Linked DNA regions of Mus musculus: region 2 is linked to region 1. Evidence: chromatin loops called from intact Hi-C (ENCODE). Cell type or tissue: left cerebral cortex. All regions are shown on one strand. Each heading gives the region's core, and the rest is flanking DNA. Links, peaks and the distances in the headings are about the cores only.

Region 1 (6,830 bases), core at 727-5,726:
GGTGCCCCTTTATCAAATTGAGAAAGTTAGAAACTCTAGCACAGCAGGCATCAGGAAGGGGCCAGGGTTAAAAAAGCCAAGTGGCGTTGCAAGGAACATAGAGCATTATTCCTTGTAGGAGTTGGTGAAGATAGTGGCTGATAATGAAGCTATAAAATGGAATGAGATGAGGTAGCATCTACCATCCAATGCCTGATTAGGAGGCCACCAACAGCTGCCAGTGACACTTCCTGGTGACTGCAAGAAGTTAATGAGTGGGGTGGATAGGTGAGACAGTCAGCAGAGAGACACTGGCTTATCTGGAAGAGTTAGTTCTCAGCTCTAAAGATGGCTTTTGGAAGTATTTAATCTCTTCACCAATAACCTAGTTATTGATGGTTAAAAAAATCCCTTTTTAAAAAAAGTATTCAATTTAGTACATGTTATAACATGTGCCCAGTTCCCAGTTACTTTAAATATTTTGCCTAGTGCTGGGAGATGGTAAAGGTGCTTACCACCAACCCAGATGACCTCGGCTCAATCCCCAGGGCCCAGACAATTGAAGGAGAGAACTCACTCTGTCAAGTTGTTCTCTTGCCTCCACACATAATAAAATAATGTGGCTGCATGCACACATCCCTTAGTCCCAGTGCTCAGGAAGCAGAGGCAGGTGGATCTTTGTGAGTTTGAGGCCAGCCTGGTCTACAAAGTGAGTTCCAGGATAGCCATTGCTATGTAGAGAGAACCTGTCTCAAAACAAAAACAAAAACAAATAAATAAAAAAAAACAAATAAATAAATATAAGTAAATAAACAAACATAATAAGAAAGAATCTTAAAAAGAAAACATATTGCCTAAGATCTTTCAGGAACAAAGGGGTATATAAGTAAACAGAAAACAAATGTGTGTTAATCTAAATAGGCAAAGAATATCACACAGGAGATAATCACTGTTTTAAAGATATCTACTGGGCTCAAAAGAACAGCCAAGTCCCAGCTAAGTTTCTCACAAGGACTCTCTGGGGTGCAAAGTATTTCTTCCATTAAGCCACTAAGTCACGGACCAAACTGTTGAGATGTCGAGGTCTTATCTCCTACCTAAAGCCTCTGGCATCCCTTATCAATAAGCAGTGAAAGTACTCACCACACCTAACACATCCATGGCGCTTACTGTGTGTTTCATAATATAATATTTACTCCTCCTGACACCTTCACAACCAGGCACTATCACATGTCCCTTCTACAGACGAGGAAGACTGTAAACAGGGACCTGAGTATCTACCCGACCTCTTGCCTAGCAGTTCCTCTCTGGAAAAGACATATCTTGTGAGGGTTAGCCCTATGTTTTTCCTCTGGAACAACTCCAACTTATTTTAACTCAATCTGAGCTGTTTCTTCTCCGCAAATGTCAGGAATCTCCACTAAAGCCTCAGCACGTCCTCTTAGTTCATTACCTCCCTGTGTGAAAACAAAGTTCTCCAGAAAGCATCCCTGGCCTCACTCTAAGGTTATTGCCTGAATCACAGACTTGGTTTTTTTCTCTTGCTTCCATAAAGGCCCCAATTACCACATTGCTTCTTCCTAGGGATCTGGGACTCCGTGCCGATAATCATTCAAGTTTCTTTAACAAGTAGGCAGTGGCTCTGTCGTCCAGGGGACATCGTTCAATAAACATGCTGTGTCTCAAACCTCCCCGATCTCCACTTACCTCTGAAACTAATTACCTTGCTAACCTCAGAGGCTGTGTAGCCATGCTAATTAGCTGCAGGATAGTGGCAATCCTCGGCTCTTAGGAGAGAGTCCACACCATGGAGGCACAAATGGCAGCTCTGGAAGTGGAGGTCAGCTCTTCTTTGAGAGTAAGCCCCAGAACTTGTCAAAATAGCTCTTGGAGATGGACTTGGATGCAGATTCCTCCTAGTGCTGAGCACAGCCATTAATTAACTTTCAGAGAAATAAAGAGAAACAGACATGGAGGGTACCCCATTAACATTTTACCCCTTTTTCTGAATAGCAATGTGTATGCTAATTTCCTGCCCAGTCCTTCTATTAACCACAGTCTCTAAGGGGAACTTAGCCAAAGCAGATTAGCCAACATGTTCCCCGATGACAAAATGTTCCCCCATAAATAATGCTTCAGGCAGCACTGTTTATTTGTTCAACTTTAACGTTTTCTTGTGAAGGAGCGTGATGGAGGCCATCACGTTTCCCTCACAGAAAAGATCCAGGACAAAGGTTCTTGTTTTTCTGCAAGCCAAGGTCAGTGTTGGACTTTTCTTTTAACTTTCCCATTCGTTCCAGTTATAACTTTGCCCTTAGAAGGAGCTCTTTTCCAAAAGACCTATCGGGAACAAGCTGTCTCCAAGGAGGAGTTGAAAGGTCACCAACATTTTCATGAGCAGTGAGCAACAATATGTTCTATGGATTCTGAGCCTCTCCATGAGAAAGGCTTCAAGAAGTAGTCTGGAATTCAGTAGTTTCTGGTGGCTGTAACTGTACCAACCCCACGATACTACCCACTGTCTATAATAACCTCCAAGCCTTCACTGTGGACTAGCACCCCTCTGCACTGCCCTGTTCCTCCATGATCAGTGGACAGCGGTTGCCGGACAGGTGGGAGAAGGACAAGTCAGACAGAAGAGCCCCTGCTGCACTTTGGTTACGACCATCCCAGAGGAGGACGGACATAGTGGTGCATACCTTTAATCTCCACACTTGGGAGGCAGGGGCAGGTAGATCTCTGTGAGTTCAAGGCCAGCCTGGTCTACATAGTGAGTTCCAGAACAGCCAGGGCTGTTATACAGAGAAACCCTGTCTCAATAAATTAATTAATTGGTTGATTGATTTTCGAAAGGCTCCCAAAAGCCTTAGTCGCCAGCCTACAACACTACCACAAAGTACTGGAAACTTCAGATGTGATATGGTATGGCGGAAGAAAGTTTGATCGTTACACTAGGTTCTACACTTGCTTTCTCTTTTGTTTCTGGCTTCTTTAAGGTGAGGGCCTTCTCAGCCAAGTGCTCCCAGGGGATGGTGCAGCCTCAGCACAGACCCAAAGCATCAAAGCCAACTGAACGAGCTGAAGCTGTGAGTGCAAGTCAACCTTTCCTCCTTCTAAGTTGACTCTCTCTGGCATTTTGTTATAGTTCCGGGACACCGGTTTACAAAGCTCCTAGATCAGTGAGGAGCAAGAACAGTCGAATGTTTTCTTCAGGAAGTCTTTAAAATGTATTTGCATTTTACACCTTCCTGTGGAGGGAAATTCTCAAGGCAATGCATGCAAGGAAACCTCTGAGGGCCAGAGAAGCTGGAGCCTGAACAGGATGGCTGGGGAGCACAGCCTTGAGTATATGAGTTCCTATGCAACATCCACAAAGCTCTTCATCATCAATCAGCACACACTCAAGTACGTGAAGTACAGAATGTTCCGAAGCTAACGGGAAGAGCAGCCAATGTCCTGACACTTCATCTCCTCCGGGATCTTTTTTTTTTTTTTTCTTTCTCTTCAGTAAGCAGCCAAAACTCGCTGCGAACGAGCAGCTGCAAAGGTTGTGCAGAAAGCTTTTGCCATCTTTAAATAATTTCTGACGCACAGAGGAGGAGTGTGTTGGATCAGGGAGAGAATGTGATGTTTCTCTTCGGTGTCAACCTGAAGGGCATGAGATATTTCTCTGCCCATCGATGCTGCTGCCTCCTGCCTGCTCCTTCTTCCTTTCCCCACCTACATGCTAGCATTGCTCACTTAATTCCAATGTATGTATCATATTACCTTGGCTGTAAGAGTGTTCATTATTGATTTGCTGGCTATCTTTGACACAAGTGTTACCCGGTGGACTTTGTTACTAAGGTATAAGCAAGAAACTGGACTCTTGTTAGATAACTCCAAATTTTATTGATCCATCACTTCTACGTAAGGATACAAATCTAGGAACAATGAATCCTGAAAGTTAATTGAAGGTAAAAATCGAGAGCACATTTTTTTCATATTCGGAATCTGCTCAGGGCCTTTTCTGTAAGACAGGTGTAGAGATAGAACTACATCTTGGCAGGGGGAAAAATTCCAGTAGGCACATTCTCTATCCCTCCCTTTAAAAAAAAAAAGGAGGGGGGGGGCTAAGACTTAACAGAGCAGGGAAGGATTCCATTCTGTACACACAGGGTTTTGAGAACTTCCGATGAAAGTTCTGTTTCATTTGTTTCACAGCTATTCAAAAGCAGACAGAGCCATCTGCTACACCTGATTGCCACTCAGGCCAATTTCCTGATGTTGGTAGGGCTGGCAGCAGTCTACCATACCCTCGCTTGGAAAACAAAAGAGAGAACCCTCAGGGAAACTTAAGGTTACTCAATTATAGTTAACCCAATAGCAGAAGACAGTGGAAGTGGCTGTCATTCCATTTCCTCAGTCAAAGTGACAACTCGACACAAGAGGCATGTGAGAGAGGCTGGCGTGCTGGTGAACGAACCATAGGTGGAAATAAGTAGGCCAGTCAGGAAACAAAAGCACCTGGGGTTGGGGGAGGGATATTTGCAATAGACAAGATGCTTATAATCTGTGATAAGAACTTCCAGTTTCCCGTGGCAGAGGAATCCATCCTCAGGTGGATCCTCACCAGACCACACCTTCCTCATGCCATCTGTGCCTAGTCTTGGGCTTGTCCTGATGGTAGTACCTCCCACAAAGGCTGCACTTCCTGAAGCACCATGCGTGCCTGTTGTAGACTCTCAGACAAGCTCCCTCCCTCTGGGCCCTAGACCTGTTCTTCTCAAAGCTAGGACCTTACCTCACCCCCACCCCTCCAGGACGCTGACCCTCCAGGACACATGGCCATTAGGTGGTTTGTGGTGAGGTGAGGTGAGGTACCATTCTCTCCTTTTGTTTCAGTAATGTTTGCTAAAGCTTGCTATTGTACAGCCTAATGGTTAGGGTGTTTAGAAGAACAACTCTGTGAGTTCTTAATGGACATTCCCTCTCTGTCTGGCTTCTAGGGGGTTTCAGACTCCAGGACTCCAGGGCTGCATCTGTTTATGAAGCCTCCTCCTTTCTTCTTCCTTGAGGCTATGTTCTCTCAAGAGGTCCGCTTACCTGTCATGGACAATGGCTGATGGATAAATCTGAAATACTCTAATGAATCTGATCTTATTAGCCAGAGATCAGATGGAACAGGGCTTCCTTCCATCTGTAAATAGGGAAGACTTCCTAAATCCCCAGAAAGGATGCCCAGTGAGGCTGTGGGGCTCCACGGCAGGGAGTCAATCCACGAGGTGATCAGCTCCCATGTATTTGCTTTATCTGACCCAACACTCCCACAAGCTGCTGTGGAAGTGCTTTGTGTTTCTATTTCCCAAAAGGTGCCTCAAAGTTTTGAATGAAAATTCAAAAGCTTTTCAATATCTCTAAGGGAAATGGTTGGATCAGGTGGTTGTTAGAAACTTCTCACTTCTCTGTGAACTTCCATTATTCTGTCAGGCTAAACAAAAATACCAAGTCCTCATTCATTTCTCTACCACAAAAGTCAAGGATTACGAGAGAGAAGGAGTAGGATTTTTGCTTCTTGTACCATAGTCTAGTGCTGAATCCAAACTCTCCATTCTGCTTAGCAAGAGACCAGCATTCCACTGTGGTATGCCTTTATATCTTGCTTAACACTGGGGAGTCCACAGAACAGCTCTTGGTGACTTGGGAACAAACAAAAACAGAAAATGTTTTCCGTGATTTTCATACTTTAACTGGATGGTCAAAACAGAAAGTAAATATTTTATATTACCAAAAATTTTAGTTTTCAAAAGTACAGCTTAGCATTTATTGCATGGATACAAGGTTTATAAGATTGTGTGTGATAGGAATTTCTCCTTCTATTTTTACACGGAATTTATTTCTATGCAGAATATAGTGCCATTTCCTTAATCATTTATATATTCTTTTACTCACCCAGGCATTTGCCTACCCATCCATCCATCCATCCATTCATCCACCCACCCACCCACCAACCCATCCATGCACTAACCCATCCTTTATTTCTTCTATCTTATATTTGAATGACAGCCATCTTTTTGTCTTTGTGCTTAACAAAAGAAGTGCCAGAATCAAAGTGGGCAGGATAAGGAGAACACATCTGTCTCTTCTCCTTGAGTTATCCCTTCCGTGTTGGTCAGAACCCTACTAGAGACACAGAAATGTAGGACATGAGAGATTTACTGGGGGAGGTAACACACTGAGAGATTTACCAGAAAGAATGTTTTATGTGACTGTGGGGGAAAGCCAAGCAGGTCCAAATTCCCAGAGAGCAGCATCAGGACAGACAAGTTGGAATTTTCAGGCACTACTGATGCTTTGGGCTTCAGACAGACTTTTTCCTCTTTGAGGTAGGATCAGCTCCATTCTCAGTCTTGTGGCAGACCAATTAGACTCTATAGGACACTCTCAATTGCCTAAAACCAGCTGATTATGGTCTTTAATCACGGGTACAAGATACTTTTATAGTAACTCCTGTCCTAGTGTCTGGATGAATGACTGGAGCCAGGAGCCAGGCTGACACATCAAACGACTATCACACCATCCACAAGAATCCTCAAGTTCACTGTCTTGCTTCTCTGAAACTATTGACTGTATTCATTCTAATTCAGCCATTCAGACTATAGTCACCCTTTGGAATACAATTCAGTTTTAAGATCTGTGACAGTGGAATACCTCTATCTTTGATCTTTCCTACTCCCATATCTCTAACAAGAGTTTCTTCATGCCTTCTGTCTTCTGACCCTGGCCCCTCTTAACTTTTCTTTCTCTCTCTAGTCAGCCTGAATCCACTCCACTGCCCTGGCTAGTGATGCTTCTTTTTTAACCTACCTATC
Region 2 (6,830 bases), core at 939-5,938, 51 kb after region 1:
AAGGAGAGAGAAAATCAATAAGGATGTGTGTAATGAATTTTTGTTTCCTGAAATAGCCGGGCAGGAGCCTTGCCAGGAAGAGTTAGGACTAATCAGTTGCAAGATGAGAGACACAAATCCAAGAACATTATTCAGATCTGCAGCCCCCCTGGGTGGCAGGATGTTAGCCACAGGACTTTCAGGGGTGTAGGACTGTGGAAGAGCTGAGTGGAGGGGGCATGGGGGGAGAGCAATGTCTGTCCTGCTTGCTGAGGAAGAACTGTCGCTTCTCTGGCTGGCTTGGAAATGGAGGGGGCACTGGGCAGGCTGCATAAATGGATACTTTCTTGAGGTGGCAGGTCAGCGTTCTCCTGCTATCATTTCCATGTTATTGTTCTCCTACTATCATTTCCACGTTATTGTTGGGCTATAGTACATAAGTAAACACCAACCCACAATACTGATCCACAGTAGTGTGACCTCTGGCAACAAAACCCCTCCCTGCTCAGATGTGATTTCTGTAAAATAGGGAGCTAAGCACTTAAAGCCACAGGGCTGAGAGGATTCAATGAGATCGCATGTCAATCACTAGGCTGCTGCCTTCCTCCCGTGGCGATGCTGGTATACAATACTTTGTACAGCCGCTGTTTCTATTTACTGACCCCACTGTTATGATGATAACTGTCTTTTCCCAGAGTGTTCTAGATGGGTCAGAGCCATGCTTTCCTCCCAGAATACGTGGTGGCAGAACCAGTCAGTGCTGACTCAATGAAAACCTTCCCTCAAAGTCTAGGAATAAAAGCAGGTGTTCCTCATTTTCATTGTCTGCCTTGAGCATCTCAGAGGGTGGATGTACGTTTCACCTGAAAAAAAATTTTTTTAATGGAAGGAATTCCCTTATGGAGATTTTAAATATCTAACAATTCACTCAACAGTGACAGAGCAATTAGCTGGTATTAGCACCTCTTAAAATTCTCAGAAAATTTTTTTCCCCTTCACTTCTTGTCATAAAGTTCTCTAAATTTAGTGGAGTGGGTCTGAACCAGGCCGACATCATTCTGGCAATTCCTGTGGCTTCATTTTAAAACTCAGTCTTGTTGGAGGTAGGATTTGCATACAATGAGAAAGACAGACACGTCCAGTGTAGTTTGCCAATACATGCAGGTAACTACCACCTAAATCAAGATATATGAAATGTCCACCATCCAGATAGGCTCCCTTGTGCCCGTCCTAATCAATACTTACCAACCGCCCCTTCCAGCCCCAGACAATCACCGCCAGTCACATCTATTATAGATTAGATTCATCTTTTCCAGAGTTCCATTTAAATGGAAACAGACCACATGTAATCTTTAAGTCTACCTCTTTTGCACAGCAGAATGTTTTTGGGATTTGTTCACGGTATCACACATATCAATAGTCCATCCCCTTTTTATTGCTAGGCAGCGTTCTATTATCCCAATATAAAAAAAGAAAAAAAAAGAGAGAGAGGTCATCCATTTACCTATTGATGAACTGGGTTGTTTCTGGGTTTGACCATTCAGAAACAAGCTGCTATGAATATTCACACACAATTCCTTGAGCACATTGTCATTTCTCCCACAAATGCCCAGCCAGTGGTATTGCTGGGTCATGTGACACACGTGCACGAAACGCTAAGAAACTGCCTGCTGTTCTCCAGAGGACGCCAGCAGTTCCCTTTCTCGCTTGCAGTAGTTCTTGTGGCTTTGTGTGCCTTCGAACTTGGTATGGTGACGACTGTATTTTTTTACGAGTCTTTGTTCTGTTTCCCCTGGATCTCCCAGCATTTCTTCTTCTGACCCTGTCTGCTGCCAGTTTCTAGAAATTCTACCCCTCCATTTAATGTCTGAAGGGCAGAGCAAGGTGAAAGCACTTAGCATTAGATTCCATCCCTCCGTTTAAAGGACCTCAGGAGCTTCTCAGCGCCCCCACCCCTAATTGCTCCCATTTTCTCCACTACAATCCACACACACTGATCCCCATGCTAACTCCCCCCCCCGCCCCGCCCCACCCCCTGGCCCGTGTTTCAGGCAGGTGTAGCTCTGGAGTAATCTCTTTCCAGAGAAGAAAGCACAACAGACCACTAGTTCCTAGGACCTTCTTTACAATGTCTGTCCCTCTTCACTTGTCACCTAACGTCATTGTACAGTTCCTTTGGGCTTCTAGCTTATGCCAGTCACTAACTTCACAGTGTCTGCCTGCCGACTGTCCTTGTACACGTACCCATTGCTTCATGATGTGAGCAGTCTGGGTTATGTCTCTTCTCCTGCTGTTAATTCCTGTCTTAGAAATTAAAATCTCTGTCTGTAGCAAAATGAAGAAAACATGCAAAGTATTTTCTTATAAGATTACAAAGATCTTGACTCACAACAAAACAGAAAAACAGACAAAATCACCAATGTACTTTCTTCTTCCAAAAATTCCAACATAACCAGATTATTCTTGGACAAATAAATGAATAAATAAATAAAATTGAACAAAAATAAATTTTTGAGATGCAAATCCTAAGATCTTTCTTTAAAGACGTGTAAATGACCTCTCTTAAAAGCAGGTAATAGAGTGATTCGCAGCTTCACACGGTCAGGTACTCTCCCTGGTAGCAAACATTATTTTTCAAAGTCCACACTTTAAAAGAATGAAAAAGTCCTTTTTTTTAAAAAAAAAATATTTTTCCAATTTTAGAGTTAAGTAAATTACAGATATTCTGCCATTATTCTTCTCTACTTGCACCCAGGATGCCTCGGCCACCTCTGGAAGCTGTGTCTGAGGCCAGCCTCCTCTGGGAGATGTTTGGAAGACTTTTCTTTCTCTTTTTCTTTGCAACAGACATTTTTATTTTAAGAGTAAATTGACTTTCACATCCAAAGTTTCCAGTTCAGGCAGAAACGTTGAACCCGGGAGCTTTCAGTAAGTTATGAACTCTGCAAAATGTGTTCTCTGCCATCTCGGGGGTACGCTCAGCTTCCAGCCGTGGAGATGCAACGGTCGAACAGGCTGCAAGAGGCACGCAGCCAGTGCCCGAGACAGGCAAACAATCAATAATGCTGTAGCCGCTGGAGGTTTGGAAGGACGGAGGCACAAGGACTCCTGAACACTCAGTTACAGAACCAAAACCCTCCACACCAAAGCAGCACCGCTCGGAAATGCAGGAGCTTAGATTTAGAGAAAAGTGTGGCAAGAAATAATCGCAAGCGCTACAAACAGGCAATCACAACGACTTTAAAGGGAAAAGATGCCTGCCATGCCTTAGCTAAAACGCATATTCTAGAAGGATGGTTGGGTCCTGATCACCTTCCCTGTGTAGGTTGGTGGTTTGTATGGTATGACTCTTTGTGTTTGTGCATGTGTGTATGCATGTGTGTGTATGCATGTGTGTATGCATGTGTATGTGGCTGCCATAGGTTAGTGGTATGACTCTCTGTGTCCATGCTTGTGTATTCATGCATGTGTGTGTATGGATATGTGTGTGGTGGCCATAGCTTAATGTTGATCTTTAATTATTCCTCACCTTGTTTTCTGAGAACTGGATTTTGAACAGGGACTACAACCCACTGATGCAGTTGGTCAGCTTATGTTGTAGTGACGTTCATGAGTGACTATGGAAGCCAAATGACCTTGGATAAGTACTTACCCTTGAAAAGTAGTCAAGGGGCTGGAGAGATGGCTCAGCCATCCGGATAATGCTTCCAGGAGTCAATAACAAGCCAGTCACTAGATCTTCCCTCAAGAGCACTTGTTGCTCTTATAGAGGACCCAGGCTCAGTTCCCAGCACCCATATGGTGGTTCCTTACCATCCATAACTCCAGGTCTAGAGGATCCAGTGACCCCTTCTGACCTCCAAGCACACTGAACACACACATGGAGGCAAAACGTTCATGTACATGAAGTTAAATAAATAACTCTTTGAAAAAGAAAATTAATTAGCACAGTGACCCTGACCCCTTGATCCCCAATTTTGATGAGAAAGTAATAACAATAACTTCACTACAGTGTTTTTATTAAATTGAAGAATATACACAAAGACTGTGTGCAACATTTCCCGGCAGGCAGTGGGAGTTAAATAAGTGCTGACCATTACAATCCAATTGTTAAAGAAATAATATTCCTTCCCACGGATAAATCACTCACACACTTGGAGATTAATAAAAGGGGAATCTCTTTAATATAGCGTTAGTCCATCTCTGGTCAGTGTAGTAAATCCACACAAGAAAGATACAACCATGGTGACTAATCCAAATAAGAGTATGAGTCCTTTAATTTTGGTTAGTGACTGAGAGCAGGCTCAAGCCTCAAAGTCTTGGTGCCCAAGCTCAGGACACAGCATTTTAAAAGGGAAAAATGTAATTACATCAATGCTAGGTGAGGGTCAGAGGAACCTTGAAACATTCATTTTTGATAGAACATAGACATAACATAGCAATTATTTTTGACTTACACCTCCTTCAGTTATTTTAGTTTACGTTTAGTTCATACAAGCATTACTTATTTTGGTTAATATATCTGAACCATGGTTAGGGTCATGGAAATCTCAAATGTGTTGCCAATGTAGCCATGACTGTTGTGGTTGGGGTGAGAGGTCTGAGAAATGACTGCATAAACACAAAATAGTCAGAACAAGATGACATTGCCTTATTTACTTCAGTTACTGCTCAGAGAGGAGACACTAGTGAATAGAAGACCTTACTAACATATATGATCAGAGCTTATGTATTCCACACACTCTGTGATTATTAAGTCTCTTTTAGGTCCCAGCTGCAGGTTGCAATCTGAACCATTTAAACATAGACAGGAGCCTAAAAGTCTGAGTGCTGGGGCAGATGAGAGAGCTACACAGCAAAGACATCGCTAGAATTCTTTCTAAGTACACTGGTGGTGTTCTTTTAGAATAGTTGTTACCCAGGGTCATCTTGCCCACCTGGTAGAATAATGCCTTTCGTGGCCCACAGGTTGAGAAGTGCTGCCTTAAAGGAACCTGACTCCTGAGCCACAAAGCCATGGCTGTGCACCGGACTAAGACAGCATAGGCCCCGAGGAGTTCTAAGGCAGAAGCTGTATGTTGTCAGCCTTCCACGTAGACATAATCAAAATTGTCAGTGATTTGCAGGTGCACCAAGGACAGTATTGGGGCACTGCTATCCCCCCTCACCCTCTTTTCTATACCAATCAGTTCTCCCTTTGGGAAAGACAAAGTACACTTGCAAATATTCACACATATTTGACAGGACTTAGTCACAACAAGTTTAAAATAGCTTGTGGGCTCAAAGACAACAGGACCCTGAGCCATAAAAGAAATGTTAATGTGAAATGATCTCACAAGAATGCTTCCAGAAAACAGTGGCATGCCAGTCACCAGGCCTCCAAGTCTGGATTGGGTGGGCTAACACTATGGACTGTCTTTGCAGCTCAGGCTCCACCTCAACTAGTGGCTCCTGGCATCCTGCAGCCCCTTGGGGTCCACCCACCCCCAACTCCCTGTGATGCATGCCAGCTGCAGTTTAAGTGCCTGGCCCAGGACAGAGAATAGGTATTCAAATATTTAATTCAATGGGTGGGAAAGTGGATGGATGGATGGATGGATGGATGGATGGATGGATGGATGGATGGATCAATAGATCAATAGATGGATAGATGAGCAGATGGATTTATATCCTTCAGAGGAGGCATCTCTGATTATTAATGGATACCAGATTTAGGAAAGGAATCTAGTTTTGTCAGAGGAATCAGAGCAAACTGCCTATCCCAAAGCTGCTGACCAAAGACCCTCCAGGGTTCCTCCTGGTCTAGAATGAGACACACAATAGTCTACGCTTGGAATAAGGCATGGCTCACCCTGTGCTCATACACACTCACAAAGACAACAGTCGCCAAGGTCACCACCATTGTTAATCCTAAAACCCACAAGAGAAAACCAGTTTCGCCATTTTGAGCCAAATTTGAAACAAGCTTTATTACTGACCAAGATGGAGTTTGGTCAGGCCCAGTCCCTGGGACTTCCAGCTGAGAGGCCTCAGACACTCGTTGCAGGAGCTTATAAAGACAACCCCATAGGCCACCGTACTTTCCCATTAGGCTTTTGTTATTTTCCAAGAACTACAATACCCAGCATTCCTGGAAGTTACCTGGTCCTTGGGCAGGTGGGGCTTACAGATTAATTTCAGGCATTATACCATCTCTGTAGCTATTATCTTTACAACAAGCCTCTTCAAACAAGGTATCTGTCAACTCTTCATTTGTCTTTCTGGCCCCCTCAAGTCTGTCTGTCGGGACACAGACAGAACACACAGGTCTACTAAGGGTTCTGTAGCCTTTCCCTCATTCTTTGGACCTATAGCTATTTATTTTGAATATGGGATAAGTATATATGCATTACTGCAAAAGTACAAATGGTTACAAATCTCATCTTAATTATAATAAACACATACAATATTTTAGTACAAATCACTAGTGGCATAATTAAATGACAACATACACTTTTGCAGATGTTTCTCAAGTATACATAGATGTGCATACATGCACGAACTGCTGAAATACACACATACATGTGTATATAATCTCCACTGACCATTACAATTCCACACTGTTCATTCCGTTATTTTGTTCACTTCTGCAGATGGTGAGACACAGTAGTTGCCAAAGTCACATGAAAAATGTGTCTCAGGTCTCTCTCCCCTTTCCTGACCTCCTCACCCACTAACCTGTACATCACACAAAGCTACACCAAGCCATGAACTTGCCGCTATCCTGCCAGGTTCTTGGTGTATCTTTCAAATATCATTCAAACCCATCCCAACATCTCAGCCTCCCAAATAAGAATGTCTCCCAAGGAAGT

Evidence for each region. A loop is a pair of places that touch in the nucleus more often than their neighbours do. Peaks named below come from ENCODE experiments on the same cell type or tissue, not always from the same donor. Only the 100,000 strongest peaks of a DNase experiment are listed, where the experiment ranks them.
Region 2: it touches region 1 in a loop (2.0-fold over the local background); 2 of 42 quality-filtered maps call a loop at or near these places.

Annotation. Positions count from the first base shown.
Region 1 is chr14:47,954,973-47,961,802 of GRCm38, reverse strand. No RefSeq gene overlaps it. Among named protein-coding and RNA genes, the nearest start is that of 4930447J18Rik, 60 kb to the right of the region's middle. In left cerebral cortex, for the core only: no CTCF peak of the experiment used is centred there; DNase peaks (open chromatin) are centred at 1,952 and 3,591.
Region 2 is chr14:47,904,134-47,910,963 of GRCm38, reverse strand. The region is part of intron 2 of 4930447J18Rik (RIKEN cDNA 4930447J18 gene); the gene reads right to left. Among named protein-coding and RNA genes, the nearest start is that of 4930447J18Rik, 8.7 kb to the right of the region's middle. In left cerebral cortex, for the core only: no CTCF peak of the experiment used is centred there; no DNase peak of the experiment used is centred there.